Regions from separate parts of the Homo sapiens genome. Here regions 2, 3 and 4 are each linked to region 1. The links are chromatin contacts, found by Hi-C or POLR2A ChIA-PET in ENCODE. All regions are on one chromosome and are shown on one strand. Each heading gives the region's core, a stretch centred on a gene start or an enhancer-like site at or near the end of the contact. The rest is flanking DNA. Distances are from core to core; before and after follow the strand shown. Region 1 holds the start of WDR19 (WD repeat domain 19). Region 2 holds the start of SMIM14 (small integral membrane protein 14). Region 3 has its middle 24 kb from the start of TLR10. Region 4 holds the start of TLR1 (toll like receptor 1).

What was found. Hi-C counts contacts between places; a loop is a spot of excess contacts on that map. ChIA-PET counts read pairs that join two places held with the same protein, here RNA polymerase II (POLR2A). Pooled maps may share reads with other maps.
Region 2: a map of CD8-positive, alpha-beta T cell shows a loop between it and region 1 (6-fold over the local background). The contact joins the promoter of SMIM14 here to the promoter of WDR19 in region 1. A Hi-C loop is called at or near these places in 8 of 168 maps with a recorded cell type or tissue (CD4-positive, alpha-beta T cell, CD4-positive, alpha-beta memory T cell, CD8-positive, alpha-beta T cell and 4 more), 1 of 37 single-sample maps with no recorded cell type and 21 of 50 pooled maps. POLR2A ChIA-PET finds 5 or more read pairs at or near these places in 2 of 52 experiments (GM12878 and T-cell).
Region 3: a map of B cell shows a loop between it and region 1 (17-fold over the local background). The contact joins the enhancer-like site here to the promoter of WDR19 in region 1. A Hi-C loop is called at or near these places in 3 of 168 maps with a recorded cell type or tissue (B cell, PC-9 and naive thymus-derived CD4-positive, alpha-beta T cell), 22 of 37 single-sample maps with no recorded cell type and 18 of 50 pooled maps. POLR2A ChIA-PET finds 5 or more read pairs at or near these places in 5 of 52 experiments (Panc1, activated B cell, activated CD4-positive, alpha-beta T cell and 2 more).
Region 4: a map of CD8-positive, alpha-beta T cell shows a loop between it and region 1 (22-fold over the local background). The contact joins the promoter of TLR1 here to the promoter of WDR19 in region 1. A Hi-C loop is called at or near these places in 2 of 168 maps with a recorded cell type or tissue (CD8-positive, alpha-beta T cell and naive thymus-derived CD4-positive, alpha-beta T cell), 3 of 37 single-sample maps with no recorded cell type and 14 of 50 pooled maps. POLR2A ChIA-PET finds 5 or more read pairs at or near these places in 1 of 52 experiments (BJ).

Annotation. Positions count from the first base shown.
Region 1 is chr4:39,180,838-39,184,040 of GRCh38, reverse strand. It overlaps WDR19 (WD repeat domain 19), which reads right to left and starts at 1,512. Exons shown (of 37, transcript NM_025132.4): 1 at 1,478-1,512. The coding sequence starts at 1,483. RefSeq lists enhancers at 474-543, 1,244-1,393, 1,518-1,812, 1,664-1,843.
Region 2 is chr4:39,637,400-39,640,602 of GRCh38, reverse strand. SMIM14 (small integral membrane protein 14) reads left to right here and starts at 1,738. Exons shown (of 5, transcript NM_174921.3): 1 at 1,738-1,864. SMIM14-DT (SMIM14 divergent transcript) reads right to left here and starts at 1,463. Exons shown (of 6, transcript NR_183845.1): 1 at 1,309-1,463. RefSeq lists an enhancer at 1,079-1,796.
Region 3 is chr4:38,757,763-38,760,965 of GRCh38, reverse strand. It overlaps the pseudogene RNA5SP158. Among named protein-coding and RNA genes, the nearest start is that of TLR10, 24 kb to the left of the region's middle. Within about 2 kb of position 1,250, at least 9 of the 41 ENCODE cell types and tissues checked have a DNase peak (open chromatin) inside an H3K27ac peak, as active enhancers do; they include B cell, where a contact is called at or near this core.
Region 4 is chr4:38,803,096-38,806,298 of GRCh38, reverse strand. TLR1 (toll like receptor 1) reads left to right here and starts at 1,508. Exons shown (of 4, transcript NM_003263.4): 1 at 1,508-1,545; 2 at 1,917-1,993. RefSeq lists enhancers at 508-677, 1,636-1,805, 1,740-1,909, 1,817-1,986, 1,853-2,022 and 1 more.

The DNA.
Region 1 (3,203 bases), core at 263-2,762:
ATAGAGCATAAAGAAACTCATGAAGAAAGAATATTTAAAAGCATCTTACTTTTGCAATTTTGTGACCATTTCACCCTGGAACTCCTTCATGCAAGTGAGAAGTCCTTAAACTTGAATTTCATTACCTTCAATGGCTGACTTGCCTCTAGCTGTGATTTCATATTATTTTTTTTCAGTGGAGCTCTATAGATGCTCCACATACCGTGCAGAGGAAAAACTGCTAGTTTCACAACCAAAAAACCAAGACTTAAATTTTGTTTGTAGCTTATTAGCTGTAGGGCTTTAAGTAAGTCGTTTAAATTGCCTCCAGCAAAAAATTCTCAACTGTAAATCATGAATAATAACTCTTCACTTCTAATATTTCATAAATTGTAAAGAGCTTTAGAAATAAAAATGGGAGTTATGATTACTGGTCCGTCAATTCCAATTTCCACACTAATAGCCACGAAGAAGCATGAGGACATCTAAAATAATTTTAAAATTGAGCCTTCCAGCCGGGCGCGGTGGCTCACGCCTGTAATCTCAGCACTTTGGGAGCCCGAGGTCGGGGGATCATGAGGTCAGGAGAGTGACAGCATCCTGGCTAACACGGTGAAACCCCATCTCTACTAAAAATACAAAAAATTAGCTGGGTGTGGTGGCACGCGCCTGTAGTCCCAGCTACTCGGGGGGCTGAGGCAGGAGAATCGCTTGAACCCAGGAGGTGGAGGTTGCAGGGAGCAGAGATTGCGCCACTGCACTCCAGCCTGGGTAACAGAGCGAGACTCAGTAAAAAAAAAAAAAAAAAAAAGCCTTCCATTTCTTTGCCAGAGCAGAGCAAGGGGGGACTGCTCTGATAAATCAGAAAGTGGGGTGAACAAGAAGCCCAAGCCTAGAAACCGTGCGTGCAGAGGATGAGGCACATGAGCGTGAGACCTGAGTTTTCGGGTGCAGATTTCCCGTCAATAATGTACACTCGCTAGCAGGTGATTGGACTGGTCACAGGTAATACATTTTGAAGTTATTCTTTAGGAGGCTTTTCATTCTTTTTAAGGCGCTGGGCAGCTGCGCGGCTTGCCAGAGGCTTAGCCCCAAGAAATGAGGTAGCTCGTGACATCGGACCCAGTCAACTTCACAGCGACCCTCCAAACGCGTTAACTCGACCAGTTCTTTCCGCGTGCGAAGCTGGGGTATCTTTAGATCCAGTCCGCTCATTTCGGCCAGGGAGGGGTTCCCACTTTCTGCACCGCTTCTACGGCGTCTGCAGTCCCCAAAACGAGAGGCCTCTCTCTCCGCCCTCTCCTCTCCTCCTATTTTCTTTCCTTTCTCTCGTCCCTTCAGCTTCGCCCCCGCTCTCTCTGGCCACCTCTCTCTCTCTCTCTCTTCCTCATTTCCAACGAACTCAGAAGGGAGAGGGACAGATATCCTCTTTTAAAAGCGACCAAGGGCCAGTAGTCGCGTTTTCCCGCCCCACCCCGGGAATTTGTAAGTTATTTACCTTCATCTCCACGCTCGAGCCGCTACGCGAACTATGAAGTACGCAGGCGCACCCGGTCTCCACCAAGCAGGCTACCGCGTTCCCGTCACCCAGGAGACCGCGCGAGCAGCGACCAATCAGCGAGTGCTAATTGAAAGGCGGTGCCTCGAGGGGCCGGGCCAAGCGCACCGCCCTCTGCGAGGGTGGGTGAGAGGCGGAGGGTGGAATCACATGACATCAGAGACGCTAACCCTGGGAAGTTGGGCGTCGCGAGGCCTTGCTGAGCCTCGGCTTCCTGGCTGGCTCTGATTGGATGAGATTCGTCCGGGAGAGACGGGCTCTGTGAGCCCTCAAAGGCGCGTGCGTAAATTTTGGACCGCGATGACTAAGATGTCAGTGCTGGCCAAAGGGGGCGCCGAGAAGCTGAAGGAAAGAAGACGCAGAATGTTAGATTAAAGGAGGCAGGATGGGCTAAATACTCCTATACAGTCCACGCAAAGAGGGGTTGGACGAGCTCGGGTATATCTTTTTTTCTTCCAGGTTTCTGGGGTAGAAGGGAGGAGGCATAAGAGGTACAATAGTTTATTTCAAGGTAGGGTTGTTGGTGCTTTTTTTTTTTCAGTTTCACCAAAATCTTTTTTTTTTTTCAATGTCAACAAAATGTGCTAGCTAACGTGGGCAGGAAAAATGAGCTCCAATAGTTTTCCTTTAGAGTTTGGATCTGGCAGCTTTTCCCCAAGTATAAAGCCCTGTTGTACAGTATTTGTGCTGCATTATTTATAGCATGAAAGTGCATCTTTTACCCAAGCGTCTGAAAGTGTTGAAACAGTCTACCTTTTGCTTTTCTTTTCGACATCAGGTAGGAATCTGATTGGCTTAGAGAAAGTTAATCAATGATTTGAAATAACTAATAATGAATGTTTGCAAATTCTTAAGTAGGGTGCTATGCCTTTGCACTGGGGTTTTCAGTTACGTTACGACAGGGGTCCGGATCCAGACCCCAAGAGAGGGTTCTTGGATCGCGCGCAAGAAAGAATTCAGGGCGAGTTCTCAGTGCTGAGAAAAGCAAGTTTATTAAAACACGTAAAGTGGTGAAAGGACAGCTACTCCATAGACAGAGTAGGACATTCCTGAAAGCAAGAGAAGGGACGCATCCACCCTAGGTACAATGCTTGTATATATGGGGAGATGTGCTCTGCTACAAGGGTTTGTGATCAAAGATTAATTTTCTTAATTATTTTGCAGGAATTGATATTATTATCTTTAAAGCAAAATTAGGAATGCCTTTGTTCTCCAGATATCCCGATATCTGGGTCTGTTTTAGTAAACATTATTAATTTATTCCCTTAATCGTAAACATCTAGAGGCGAGGAATGCCCAAATTCTGAGAATTCAGCCCAGCAAGTCTCAGCCTCATTTTCCTAGCCCTCACTCAAAATGGAATCGCTCTGGTTCAAACGCCTCTGACAGTTAGGTTAATTACTTAAATTTTTACTGAAAGATTCCTCTGCTGAAAGGGTAACCATTTAAAAATAGCCAGAGCAATCAGTTCTTAACAAGACCTGCCCTCAGGAGAAAGTATTTTTACCAAAGCCTAGTCTGCTGGGGTTTTATCAGAGCCTAAACTACCTGGGAGAAGGGAAATACTCAACTTCAGCCTCCATAAACCATCCTGTTCCACTTAAGTGTGGGAGATTAAGAAGTATTGGCGGGCGCCTGTAGTCCCAGCTACGCGGGAGGCTGAGGC
Region 2 (3,203 bases), core at 489-2,988, 460 kb before region 1:
CTCTTAAACACAGCTGTGTTCTCAAACACATACGTGCCCATGGGTGCACTCAAGCATAACAGATTTTGTTTGGAGTTGCACAAATTAAAGACCCTTTGGTACAGTGTCAGCTCATTAGGGCACCAGATTCCATCTCAAACTCTGAATTTGAGTAAGCAGAGTTCAAGGTTGCAGATTAAGGGCCAAAATCTTTATTCTTTGTATCTACTTTGCAATTAGTTAACTGGGAAACACTTCAAGTTTTACCAGAAACCTTTAATTTTCTAGAAACCTTTACCTGTGTTCAATATCCACTTTAATTAAAAAGCTCTTGTAAATGATACTTATTTGGGGAAGGTGATTCAGCTTGTCGAGGGGTAATTAACCAAATTGCTGAGGTGGAAGTCTGGGTAAGTGAAAAGGTCATCAAATCTGAGTAAGAAAGCTTGCAGCTTTCACCTCTCCGTCAAGACTGGCAGAGAGGCACTTTCGTAAAATCTTTGTTTGGGATTCACTTTTACTTCGCCACTTGTCCCATTTTAATTAAAGCTTGCCAACTGAAGGACCTAAGAAAACAATATAGTTCTGCATTTTGCCAAATTGGGAAATTTCCAGGGCCCCCAAAATTTAGCGGGGAGACTCAGAGACTAGAATGGGAGAATAGGAAGCACCAACTTGCTCTAAAAGGAAGATTGGGTAAAAGCAGCACTCTTATTCCAGCTCTACAACCAAAGCAACTAAGACTTGGGCTGGCTGGCTGCCTAGCCACAGCATTCCCTCCTACTTCCCCATTATCTCCTGACCAGCAAGTCATCTTTGGTCACATATCTTTAATTATTTAGTTTGAGACAAAGTCTCACTATCACCCAGGCTGGAGTGCAGTGGCGCGATCTCGGCTCACTGCAACCTCCGCCTCCCGGGTTCAAGCGATTCTTCCACCTCAGCCTCCCGAGTAGCTGGGACTACAAGCGGGCACCACCATGCCCGGCTAATTTTTGTGTTTTTAGTGGAGATGGGGTTTCACCATGTCGGCCAGGCTGGTCTCGGACTCCTGACCTCAAGTGATCCGCCCACCTCTGCCTCCTGAAGTGCTGGGATTACAGGCATGAGTCACCAAGCCCGACTACATATTCCTTTTATTAATATTCCTGTTGAACTTAATTTTGGTCGTTTCCGGTGCAAAAATGTTAAGGTAAAGGGAATCAATAACAGCCACATTTGATGTATTTTTGTAATCCCCATCTCCAATTTCCATCCGGGCCTGAGTAACCAAAAACACTTTACAGGGGTAGACTGTCTCAACAGACATCAATTTGTAACCGCGTCTACCTCTACCACGGTATTCTAAAGACTCCGTCGAGGAAAACCTTTAGCTCGGGCAACGGGAGACACATTACAGAACACTGTCCGCCGCCGAAGAAACAGACGATACGCGGGAGAGTTGAACAGACACCCGGCCTCGCCCCGATTGCTTCACAGTCCTCAGCCACGCCCCTCCCAACCGGAACTACATCCCCCGCACTCCGCGCCCCCACGCACAGCGTGTCGTAGGCGTCCGAAGCCGCAGGCTCCCGCCCGGCTTCCCGGGACGCACAGGGCAGGCGCTGGGCATGCGCATGCTCGGCAGGCGGGGCAGCTGGAGTCTCCAGGCGCTGCAATCTGTTGCGCCGCCGCCCGCGGGAGCCGGCAGATCCGGGTCTTGTGGCTAAGAGTGACGTGGTCACTCGAATCAAAACAGAGGAGGGGGAGGAAGCCGGCGGCCAGAAACGGCAGTGGCAGCAGCGTCCGGAGCAGCCGCAGCCTTCTGGAAGCTCCAGGCGGTCTTTCTGCCGAGCCTCGGTCCCGGCCCCCATCCTCCCCGCCCCATCGGTTGTTGTCTGGGCGGGTGAGTGTCTCCCCCTCTCCCACCAGCGTTTGCTGGCTCACCCTCCCCTCGCCCCAGTTTTTCCTGGGGGCTCCTCAGGCTCTCGGGGACTGCGGCGGCTGCGGCAGAACAGGGCTGTTTCTCGGGCTTGGCGTTTCCTCGGCCGGGCTGGCGATTCTGCACCGGGAGAAGCTCCGCTGCTGCCGAGCCCGCGTCCCCCGCGAAGAGCCTGCAATTGGGTATTCTCTGCAGGATGTCAGAGTCGGGGCTTTGCAGGCAAGGGCAAGGTAGCCACGGGTGGTTTTATTTTTAGGATCAGATTGTCGACGGGTGGAGGCGTATCATGGAGTAAAAAGAGAGTCGTAGCTGGAAGGAAAAACTCACAAATCCTGAAATCCACACTATCTTGTTTACCGTCTCCCTCAGCCCTTTCTGGGTACGGTGAAGTCACTAGGATGCGTCCTTTGTTGTGATAAGTGAGACGAGAAAGCTGACACCCTGAAAGCGAGAGCTTTTTAGCTCCTATTGTGTCGCGAATTTAAAGGATCCCCTTTTTCTGTTTGCTCAGTAAGTGGAACCAAGGCTGACAGTAAAGAGGTAGCAGCACCCTTTATTGGAACTAATAGTGTGTGATAAACTGGTTACCGGCTCTACCCGAAGTCCCGTGTTGCTGTTTAAAGGCAGACTTCACCAAAGTGGCTGTTTATATGTGCCAGGATTTTAGCCGAGATGGTTTGCTAGCTGTAGAGAGTCGGTAGGATGTTTTCAGTTGCCCCAGTTGGCAAAACCGAGGCTGTGGCCTTAATAGAATGTGTTACTTTTGCATCGAGAGAGTCGGATGAGCTTCACACACGTAATAGCTACATTTGCAGAAGAGACCTTCCAGTTTGTGTGTGTTATTGTCAGAAACAGCAGCTGTACATATTATAACTTGGAAAGCGTAAGACCTTCCAGGTGTTGGAGTGTTGGGACGCTTAGGAGGCATTCTTGCTGCCCAGCGCTGTGGAGGTTGCAGGAGGCTTTGCATTCCCTTCCACTTAGGGTGGCTGGCCGCGCAGATTCCTTTAGTGTAGCCTGCTCCGAACTTGCCGCTCTCCGCGGCCGTCGACAGCACTGCGACCAGAAAACCAAACCTTTTTGTCCTAACTTTTTTTTTTTTTCCAACGTGGTGTTTAAGAACACCGCTTCACCCCCGAGAACTCATTAATTGAGGTGTTTCAGTGGTTAACAGCAAGAAAGAACAACAGTACGTGATAGTTAATTGCTCCTTATCAAACCCAGGAAGAGTTATGAGTTTAGATTATTTCCTTGAAGGGTATGTCCTTGTGGTATAACATGAACCCCTTAACGAATCTTTTCT
Region 3 (3,203 bases), core at 1-2,500, 420 kb after region 1:
CACTCCTGTCCCTAATTAGAAACAACAGCAGAGAATTGCTGAAAGCTATATTCCAGCTAAAACCAGGCTGCAGCGTTCGCATCACCTGAGAGACGTCAGACATGCAGAATTTCAGGCTCCATCCCAGGCCTACTGATTCAGAAGCTGCATTTTAGCAAGATCCTGGCTGGATTTTATGCACAGTAAAGTTTGAGAAAGAAGGCTTTAAAAATGAACTGAGCAATACAATCCTTTTTTTTTTTTTGCACGGGGGGAGGTGTTCAATAGCAGAGTAGGGTGACTCTAGTTAACAACAATGTATTGTATATTTCAAAGTAGCTAGAAGAGAGAACATGAAATGTTCCCAGCACGTAGAAATGATACTCAGGGTAATGGAGACTCCAAATACCCTGACTTGATCATTACACATTTGATGCATATAACAAAATAGCACATGTACTCCATAAATATGTAAACTATCATATATCATTAAAAAAAATAAACTGAAGGCCTTAAAAAGGAATAAAATAATGGCATTTGCAGCAACCTGAATGGAATTGGAGACCATTATTCTAGGTGAAGTGACTCAGGAATGGACAATCAAACATCGCATGTTCTCACTTATAAATGGGAGCTAAGCTATGAGGCCACAAAGGCATAAGAATGATACAATGGACTTTGGGACCTCGGGGGAAAGGGTGGGAGCGGGGGGGTGAGGGATAATAGACTACAAATTGGGTACAGCGTACACTGGTTGGGTTATGAGGGCACCAAAATTTCAGAAACGACCGCTAAAGAACTTATGCGTGTAACCAAACACAATCTGTTCCACCAAAACCTATTGAAATTTTTGAAAAATTATTTTCCTAAAATAAAGGATATTTCAAGGAGTGCCTTCTCCATCTTGTGGCCCTCTGATGATGATAGCTCTGAAAGCTTTGAAAAGCTTGCAAATACCCAACTTCAGGAATAAATCACCTCTGAGACCCTCACCTGAAGACAGGATACTTCCTGCAACTCCAGGACTTTAAAGTCGGAAGAATTGTTTTTTTAAACTGGACTCTGAGGACACACTCTTAAAGTCACTCAAATTCTCTACAAAATTCTTAAGTTTTGTGTTTCTATTTCTAAAGATAATAAAAATAATTGATATGATCAAAAAACAAAAATTAACAAAAAAACACAAAAACCCCCCAAAATGAACTGAGGTTGTGTGCCCTTGTGTGAAATTTTGGGTTGCAGTGCCACCTTGAGGTCACTTTAGTATTTTTCGCTGAGCTTTGCAGTGGACGAGCTGCGTGGGACACAACAGAAGTCAGTTCATTCCTCCCTGGAGGAAACAGACCGCCCTTGTGTTAGTGCCCAGAGGTCTCCGACTGCGGCCTCTCTGGGCCACACTGTCAATTGAAGAGATATGGGCCCTCTTCCAAGGACGCCTTCTATCCAAGCTTAGAAGAATGGCTCATAGGCTAAGGCACTTTCTGCGTCAGCAACAGCAACAGATCTCAAAGAATGTCTGCCCCCATCACAAGATTTTTCATAAAATGTAGAAAGCCATTAAAGCTCAGAGGCACAAAGCATGGCTTTAGAGATCATCTAGATGAGTGAGCCCCACCTTTCAGGAATGAGAATTGCTTTATGATAATGGTTGGCATTTGCTGCATATTTACTGTGTCCCAAGCACTGTTCTAAGCACCTCCATGTACTTAGTCATTTGAACCTTAGAACAATTTAGTGAGATCAAAATAGTGATCTCTATTTTACAGACTCCTGTGTGGCAGTCATTTTGTTTGTACTATTTGTTGGTTAGGAAAATCTACACTAAGAAGAAACTATTGCTATGAATCTAGTAATTCTTGAAAATGAATTTGCATTGAATTAAATCCAATAACAGCCAATAACATCTATATATATTCAGGGAAGAGTAGTATAGAGATATAAATTATGTTATCTACCAAGCCTCAGACCACGGTTGTGGCATAGATAGACTTAGGGCCTCTTGCAACAGCTCCAAAGCTCTCCACGGTATTCTTAGCCCACAGGCTGGGAACCCCCAGTGTAGAAACACACCCCACGTGCTTTATAGATGGCACACCGTACAATCCTGAACACACCTGATTTCATCTGGTCTCTGATGATTAGTGGGATCAGGCTACCTTGGTCTTGGATGGGAGATTGTGGGGGAAGTTGCAGATGAGGAAACTGACTTCAGAAAGTTGTTATAGTTATTCTTCTAGCTTGAAAAAGCTACACTAGAGAGAAAAAGAGACCATGGGCAGTATCTCCTTTTCATTCTTCAACCTATACACCCTAGGAAGGTTAATTCTCCTAAAACACAGTTCTGTTTGGGTTATTTTCCCCCTCAAAATGACCCCCAGCTCTACCTGACTGCTTATTGTAAGGTAAAGCCATCTTCGTCTCCAAAGCAAAATCGAATACCAACCAACCTGCTTGTTGTTACTCTGTTGATGTCCCTTACCCTCTGTCTAGACTATGTGTTGCCCATAGGACAAGAAGAATGCTGGCCTTAGAGAAGACTTGGAGGGAGAGCTTTGGAGCTGTTGCAAGAGGCCCTAAGTCTATCTATGCCACAATCGTGGTCTGAGGCTTGGTAGATAACATAATTTATATCTCTATACTAGCCTTCCCTGAATATATATAGATGTTATTGGCTGTTATTAGATTTAATTCAATGCAAATTCATTTTCAAGAGTTACTAGACTCATAGCAATAGTTTCTTCTTAGTGTAGATTTTCCTAACCAACAAACAGACTTGGAGGGAGGCCACCTAGTGGCTAAGGTGACCTTCCTTGGGAAGCAGCACCTGAGTTAAGTCACCAGGAGTGCATGTTTAGGTCCTACCCAGACACAGGAAGACAGTGCCGGTGAGCCACAGAGTTGGAGGGCCTTCTCTCAAGACCGAGCGTGAGTTCACTGTGAGAAATATAGCTACTGAGGTGACCAGGTCAGTGCACATGCTGGCAGAGTTCTCTCCTGCAGGCCCTCATGGGACAAAATGGCATCATCAGAAGGCTAGTGGTTGGTATTTACTGCATATTTACTGTGTCCCAAGCACTAAGTACTCCAAGTACTTAGTCATTTGAACCTTAGAACAATTTAGTGAGATCAAAATAGTGATCTCTATTTTGCAGATTCCCGTGTGGCAGTCATTTTGTTTGTAGTATTTTTTGGTTAGGAAAGTCTACCCTAAGAAGATACTATTA
Region 4 (3,203 bases), core at 259-2,758, 380 kb after region 1:
TTTTTTATCGTTTGTGAAATTTTTTATGGAAGGTGAAATTTTTTATGGTTTGTGAATTATATATCAATAAGGTTTTGTTAAAAAAAAACACAACTAACTACAGATTACATCTAATTGACAGCATATTTTTACTGCCCTGAATCCAAAAAGAAATGCCCAGGTATGGGCTAGGGGTGGGCAGAGACACACACACTTGTAATCATGTACACAACTGGGAGTAGTGGGGATGAGTCTGTGGGGAAAAACAGGAATTCAGAGTGCTGAGAAGCTTCCCTTACTGCCCTGCCCACTTCCCTCCCCTGGGCATTGCTCCCTCAGCCTGGATTCACAAAGTCAATGCCTTTGGGAGCCAGGAACTAAATTCTTAGTCAAAGACACCTCCCTCCTGTCCAGTTATGGGTCTCAGGGAGGAAATGGCAGGTGGGTGGTTTCATTCTTTCAGTTTCAGAAAATATCTGTAGACATAACATATTTCCTCTATTAAACAAATTCTGAGGTAAGGGGAAACAGAGAGAGACAGTCAGAACATTATAAGTCGAAAAGAATCTCAGCATTCTTAGTTTAGGGAAGTTGGCCTTGCTCGCTGTGTGGTAGAAAAGCTGATTACGGGAGAGAACCGTGGAGGGAAGGAAGGGAGGCAGTTTTGTCATCCCCACATCCGGTTTTGACTGGACACCATGCAGGCTGAGATCAACTTCAGAGGCAGTCAGCTGGAATCCCATAGCTTTATTTGCCCATTTATTGTGTTGTTATTTTGTTGTTGTCATTACTGGAAAAGGCAAGAGTAGAGCTATCAGAATGTCTTCCTTGAACATGCTGTCAACAAACCCCAGGATTTTTATAAACCCTATGTGAAAAACACGCTAAGAATCTCTTTTCTTCTTAGCATATTTTTCACTTAGGGTTTACAAAAATATGTTTTGAAGAAAGCTTGAAAAGATCAGTGGAAAAAAATTCAGCACCAAATTTTCTCTGAAAATCAACTTGTCAAAAAAGACGTGATTAACATCCATCCTGTAACCAGCACATGAATGATCTTCCCTCTTTACGAGTGTGCTTCAGCAAAACTTTAATCTCGACCCCTCCCTCTTTCCACTTTTAATAGTGGATGGATGAAAAGGCAAGAGGAAAAACAAAGCAGCCGAAACACACCCAGACGCACACTTCTGCCAAGCATAGCCACCACGGTAAGCATTTTGAATTCAGCCAATTATGATCTGTGGATTATTAACATTACCTCATTTACTTCATCAGTGTAGACAATAGTAAACTGACTGTAGTGAAATTTGGAACCATAGAAACGTGATTCTATTTTAATACAGGCCTATCAGGTAACCCACAGACTATGCTACATATGAATAAGAGAAAATAAGTTTATTCTTAACTATGTAATGTAATTCCAGTGGAATTCGGTAGGTGGCATAAAACAGCCTTTTTGTTTTGTTTTGTTTTCAACACCAAATGTGGTTAACAGTGAAATAAATTCAAGGAAGTGCTTGAATTTCTTACAGACTGCCAAATGGAACAGACAAGCAGGTTGTCTTGGTAAGCAACACATTCTTTTCTTTTGTAAAAGAAAATAATTGTATAGCTAGTTATTAAGTACAGAAGTCTCAAAAATCTGTGTAAGTCCTGGGTGTTTTTCTAAGTGGGTTATATTTCTGATATGTATATAGTTACTGTGTAGTTTGTACTGGCATTTGTGTATCAGTTCTGAGTCCTAAATCAGAGAAAGTCCCCACACTCCTCTGGGAATAACACCTCGTGTGTGATTTGCTTATAGGAAATATTTTTGAGTTGGGAAATGAATATTTGGGTCACACACGTCTTCTGGTTTTCTTCCAGAGCAGCTGCTAGTTGTTGATTTTGACAGCATTTCTCTTCACCTAATCCCGCCATTTGTATTCTCTTCTCAGTGTTAAAGAAAATGAGATATAAGTCAGTTACTCCCGGAGGCAATGCTGCTGTTCAGCTCTTCTGTTTTTGTGGCCAGGTTTGTTTCAGTTTTTCTCTCTGGGGCCTTCCCACTAGCTAGTCCTTCTGTTTCTCAGGCCACTAACACTGTTCTGGGGAGCTAGACGTGAGGTAGAATTGCAGGTTTTGAAAATGTTTCCCAGGCTACATCCAATTTGGTCAAAAGACTTGAAAGTGAATTTGTTTTATAACAAAGCAAGAGTTCACAAAACCGCATAGAAAGCAAAGCAGAACAGTTCTTGAACTGTCTCAGATTCTTTTAACCTTTGGTTAATAGCTATTTGGTCTTGTGCAGAGAAGGCCCTTAGTAAATATTTACAGGACTAAACTTAATGGGCCAGATAGATTGTATGGGTATTGTCCATTAAGACCAGTCAAAGCCTTGATTTGATGCCTCCAAAGTCTCCAAAAGAAGACAAATTAAATGTATTGATTCATTGTATCATATAATGTGAGGCTAAACCTATCATAATAATGAAAATTCACAGAAGCTCACCTAGAGGCATTTTACACTTTCAAATTAAAGCATCCTTTTCTGCTCAGCTTATTTTTTGGATAGTAAAAGAGTTTAAAGGTTCTAAAATAGATGAGGCTCAGTCATGGTCATTAAGACGTTGATCAAAAAATTCTTTGGTCTAGGAAACTGAGACATTGATTTTCATGGATTTAGCAAGTTTGGTATATAAAATTCAAAGATCCTGGAAGTATTAAAAATCAGTTATTCCTGTGTATAACATTTTGATTTCTTAATTATAGAAATAAGAATGGTTTCATAAACTGAGTACTTAAAATTAATGACTTTAAATGAAAGGGCAAGATGGAGGTTAGGCAAATAGAAGATATTTGAGTCAATTAATTTAGCTCGACATAAAACTGAAGCTATGCTTTCATTAAATGCTTGCGTTAGCAGTGGTGAATCCATATGGGTCGTAGAAACTTAATTCTTGCCTCCTCAGTGGAAAGAATTTGTGTGAGGGGCATAAGGCAGAGTGAGAGACCGAGGCAAGTTTTAGAGTAAGAGAGAGAGTGTCACGCCCAGGGCCAGGTTCCAGCCCATACTGAGGTCTGAGGGGAGGGGGTGGATGAGCAGATAGCTGAAAGAACACTCAGGGGGCCGTAGGCAGGTGAAAGGTGATTTTATTCAGCAACAGCTCTCATTAGCAGCTTACTTACAGTAGTTCTCTCAGACTGTCCGCCTTGTCCTGGCTGCTTAGTTCGGCAGCTTCCAC